Regions from separate parts of the Homo sapiens genome. Here region 1 is linked to region 2. The links are chromatin loops, found by intact Hi-C in ENCODE. Cell type or tissue: CD14-positive monocyte. All regions are shown on one strand.

Region 1 (2,500 bases), 320 kb after region 2:
AGTGGCTTGTGCCTACATCCTCACATGGTATCCAAGCACCTCCAGGATAGGAGAGAAAAAAACAAACAGGGCATAGAACATCTGGGTTTTCATGTAAATTCAACATTCTACCACTTCGATAGCCATGAACAAGTTGTTGGCCAATTCCAGCCTCAGTTTCCTCATGAGTCAAATCAACCTAATGGTTTTCAGCCTGGGTTCCTTGGAGCCTTAGGGTTCTTCAGAGTTACCTTGGAGTTTGCCATGAGGAGGCATCCCCTACACCAGTGCTGTCCAATAGAAATATAAAGTGAGTCACATATGCAATTTTCAATTTCTGTTAGGCCTGGCGCGGTGGCTCACGCCTGTAATCCCAACACTTTGGGAGGCCGAGGGGGAGCGGATCACGAGGTCAGGAGTTCAAGACCAGCCTGACCAATATGGTAAAACCCCGTCTCTACTAAAGATACAAAAATTAGTTGGGCGTGGTGGCACACACCTGTAATCCCAGCCACTCAGGAGGCTGAAGCAGGAGAATCACTTGAACCCGGGAGACGGAGGCAGAGGTTGCAGTGAACCAAGATCGTGCCATTGCACTCCAGCCTGGGTGACAGAGTGAGCCTCCATCTCAAAAAAAAAAAATTGGTAGCTACATTTTTTTAAATCTAAAAATAAATAGGTAATTAGCCAGGTGTGATGGTGGGCATCTGGAGTCCAAGCTACTCAGGAGGCTGAGGTGGGAGGATTGCTAAAGCTCATGAGTTTGAGGCTGCAGTGAGCCAGATCATGCCACTGCACTCTAGCCTGGGTGACAGAGTAAGACCGAGTTGGTAATAAGTAAATAAATAAATGTGAAATTAATTTTAATATTATCTTTTATTTATTGAATAGATCTAAAATATCATTTCAACATGTAATCAACTGATTGCATGTATTAATAAGATGTTTTACATTCTCTTTATTGTACTAAGTCTTCAATATCTGGCGTATGGTTTGTATGTAAGCACACCTCAATTCAGACCAACCACATTTCCACAGCGCAGTGGCTGCTAGGCTGTGAAGCAGGAGGAGGAATTGTCTTTAAGAAGAGAAGACCTCTCTCTAGTGGACAAAACAGAAAAATACGAGAGACCAATGTATTAAATGAGCAGAACACTGGAAAGCACAGGCATATTTGGGGGAGCAAAGGGGTCAGTTCAGCTAGAGTGTGATTGGGAGAGTGATGGAGAAAGGAGGGAGTGTGAGAGAAAAAACCATGAGACCACTGGGCCTCTCCTGAACCCTGTGTTTTTCATGACATCGGTTTCTCTGAAAAGTGCCTTTGGATTGTGAACTATCACACAAAAGAGTTCTGTCTTTATAGCTGAGACTTAGTGAGGCATAGGGGATACAATGAAAGTAGAACATGACGTAATAGCTTAAAGCATAGACCATAGAACCCAACAGCCTGGGTTCTAGTCCTCACTCTGCCTCTTGTTGGCTGGGATAAATAGACACAGTTTCCGCATCTATTAAATGGGCATATGGCCATCAATAGTTCTTCCCATCCCTCTACATGCATGCCTGCTGTCTTCCCATCAAGATCTGGAGTTTACTTCCCTTCCTTTGAATCTAGGGTTACCTTGTGATTAACTTGGACAAATACAATGTGGCAGAAGTGATGCTGGTGGTCTCTAGGAAGCCAGCTGCTGACTGTAAAGCTTGGGCTAGACAAGCAAATGATGAGAAACCACATGAAGAAAAAAAGTCCACATGGAGGAACCTGAAGCACTAGACATGACTGAATTCTTCCTGAACCTTCAAGCTGAGCCACGGAAGAAACGAACAGAAGAACTACCTAGCTGAACCTCACCTGAAATTCCAGACCAAAGAATCATGAGAAATCATACATTGTTATTGTTTTAATCCACTAAGTTTTGAGTGGTTCTTTAGATACTAATAGATAACTGAAACAAATACGATATTTGCAATACTTATCTCATAGAGCTGTGTCAAGATCAAGTGAGATAAGGCATGTACCATGCAGTGCCTACGATAAACACTCAAAAATTGTAAATATTATTGTAATAGTAGTCATATGAGTACGGTCCATGATAACTATTGTCATTTTGATATTAGGACATGCCTAAGTAACATAAGCCAGACTCACCTACCAGTACTTTTGAAAATGAAAAGCTATTTCTTTGAGTGATCATTTGGTTCCAAAAATATCTTAAGCTGAAGTGTGGGCACTGGAAGTAGGAGGCAGATGTGGCCGTCCAGACATCAAGAATGTGCTCATAAAATAACGTATTTTTTAAGTTATCAAATGACAACAGATAATTAAAAATTCTCCCAGATGACTTGAGGACTACACAGAATACAATCCCATTTTAGGAAACACTGCTGCGCATGCCAGGGAGACACTGGGGACTTCAGGCAGGAGCAACATGACAAGACATTGCATGCTCCAGGCCAGCATGTGCAGAATGGGCGGGTGTGGGAGGATGGTGGAGGATCAGAGGATGAGAAGGGGAGTGGC
Region 2 (2,500 bases):
CTTCTATGAGGACATCATATTCATCCTCTGGTGCCAGCGTGTAATTGGCCATCTTCAGACTGCCCTGTGGAGAAATGGGAGATGATTTTCCCCTCCGACAGCTGCCTTATCCTGGAGGAAACAACAAACTGGACCTGGATTCATACAGCCCCACTTTCCCTTTCTGGAGCTACATTTTAGCCAGAGTAATTCCCTATTTCAGAAGACTGAAATAAACATTTCTTTAACGTGTGCCCACTTCCCCAGAGCAGCACCATTCCCAATCTAGTTGTTAAGCATGTAAGTGCTTAGCAGTGTGCCAGGTGCCACGGGAAATAAAGCTGGCATGACACCGCCTTGGTAGAACTTACCTTCTTTTAGCAGAAACAGGACTTGCCTACATGAACACAATATGTAAGAAAATATATAATTAAAGAGAACCAAGTACGATGGCTTACTTTTAAGAAACGGGTGTAGATCATAATTTCTGCATTTTAAAAAGTTTGCTCACCCCCCGAAGCAGCTTCCTGTGACAGCTGAGACGTTTTTCTCTCGAAGGGTATAAATAAATGTTTGCAAAAGTGAAACCATGCTCAGCATCAACATGGCCATAAGGGGTTAAATACATAGATGACACACAGATGACTTACCACTGGGCTGAGCTCCTGCAGGGGAAGGGCGCAGCCTCCAGACCCAGCATCCGGGAGCTGTGGGAATGGCCCCGGACAGTGGATGCCCTCCTTTTGATCAGACTGCTCCTGACCCTGAGGGGCACGAGAAACCACTGTTGATTCCCCTGGTGGCTCTACCCGCCCCACTCACCGAGCTCAGGGACCAACTGAAATAAAGTACTCAAAAGCTCCCCCAGGCCTCCAGAGGATCTCTGAAGCGTCTGAAAGCAACCGGGAAGTTGTTTCCTCCTCCCTCTGGCCCTGTACCCCGCCTTTGATTTCCCTGTGACCTTTGACAGCCGTCTTCTGGCCTTCTGAGATAAGGGAACTGTGTCACTGCCGCTCTGAGTGGTAGCAAGGAAGTGATGTCAAGGTGCTGAGAACTGCCAAGACGCTCTGGCTTGTGGCATGTGACACTCTGAGTAGGTAACAGGTACCAGCTACTGTCAGCAGGGAGGAAGGTATGTGGTGACCACGAGTCCAGACCTGAGGGTCCTGACCCTCTAATGCGGCCTCTCACCAGTGTTCGCAGAAACCCACCCGCTGATTCAATACGGGGACCAGGAACCTGCCATGACAGTCACGGTGTGTTTGGGTTTTTATTGTCATTTTTGAGGGGCACTGTGTGCTTTGGTTAAGACTGAGGCCTCAAAAGAGAATTTTAGGAAAATGGAAGCCACAGGGTGATGTCAGCTGGGAAAAGGCCAGGGGCAGAGGTGGGGTCTCAGCGGCAGTGAGCATAGGGCTGCCCTGGGTGTCAACACTGAGGAAAGCAAAGGGGTTTGCAAGCAGCCAGAAGTGATTGGTGCTGTGACTCATGGGGGAGCTGACCCCACTCGGAAAAGGAGAACCCAGAGGAGGAAAATCCCGTGGTGATGACACAGAGGCGACATCAAGTTGGGTGGGAGAGAATGTGAGGAGGACAAGTTTAACCCCAAACTGAGGCTGGGGGCTAGGGTAGGTTTGAGTCCAGAGAGAAGGAAATTGAGAGAACAGCCCAGATTTGGAATGGTGGGAGGAGGCTGTGGGGAGGGGAGGCTGTGGGAAGAGAGTGGGACGGGGAGGGCACGGTCTGGAAGAAGGACGAACCGAGAAGAGGAACTTGAAAATAATGAAAAAATCTAGATGAGCTTCTCTTGGGTCAACGACTCAGCAGCTGTGACTAACCTAATTTGGGGATCAGACCTATTTGCTTAGAATTTATATATTGATTAAATGACATCCTTTTCCCACCAAAGATGTGTCTGAGGTAGGATTGAATACAAAATTTGTACCTGTCAAAATAGAAATAGAAAATTAAGAAACTAGCCTGGCACTGAGGCGCATTCCTACAGCCCCAGCTACTCAGAAGTATGAGGTGGGAGGGTCGCTTGAGCCCAGGAGTTTGAGGCCAGCCTGGGCAACATAGTGAGATCCCGGATCTATAAACAATATAAAAATTAGCCAGATGCAGTGGCAAGTGCCTGTAATCCCAGACATTCCAGAGGCCAAGGTGGGATGTTCACGTGAGCCCAGGAGTTGGAGGCTGCGGTGAGCCATGATCATGCCACTCTGCACTCTGGCCTGGGTGGCAGAGCGAGACACTGTCTCTGGAAAAAAAAAAGAAGAAGGAGGAGGAGGGGCGGGGAGAGGAAGGGAGGAGAGAGAACTATTAAGAGAAAAATAAACACAGAAAGAGCCCAGACAAATATGTGATTGAGCATTAAATTTAACTCCACGTGTGCCGACAGACAAGGCAGAAAGAGAAACACAATGATGTTTGATGGCAGAGGAGTTGGTGCTGGTGGGAACCTAAGCTGTAAGTGCCCTCTCCTCTCTTGTGTGGGTCTCCTGTGAGTGAGTGAGTGGGG

The links. Peaks named below come from ENCODE experiments on the same cell type or tissue, not always from the same donor. Only the 100,000 strongest peaks of a DNase experiment are listed, where the experiment ranks them.
Region 1: it touches region 2 in a loop (11-fold over the local background); 2 of 110 quality-filtered maps call a loop at or near these places.

Annotation. Positions count from the first base shown.
Region 1 is chr3:46,086,634-46,089,133 of GRCh38, reverse strand. No RefSeq gene overlaps it. Among named protein-coding and RNA genes, the nearest start is that of XCR1, 60 kb to the right of the region's middle. In CD14-positive monocyte, CTCF peaks have their summits at 915 and 1,116 (motif pointing left); a DNase peak (open chromatin) is centred at 1,033; H3K27ac peaks cover 1,286 bases.
Region 2 is chr3:46,405,632-46,408,131 of GRCh38, reverse strand. CCRL2 (C-C motif chemokine receptor like 2) reads right to left here and starts at 873. Exons shown (of 2, transcript NM_003965.5): 1 at 630-873; 2 at 1-64. The coding sequence starts at 52. It overlaps CCR5AS (CCR5 antisense RNA), which reads left to right and starts at 1,066. Exons shown (of 4, transcript NR_125406.2): 1 at 1,066-1,235. In CD14-positive monocyte, no CTCF peak of the experiment used is centred here; DNase peaks (open chromatin) are centred at 641, 981, 1,471 and 2,221; H3K4me3 peaks cover 2,461 bases; H3K27ac peaks cover 2,500 bases.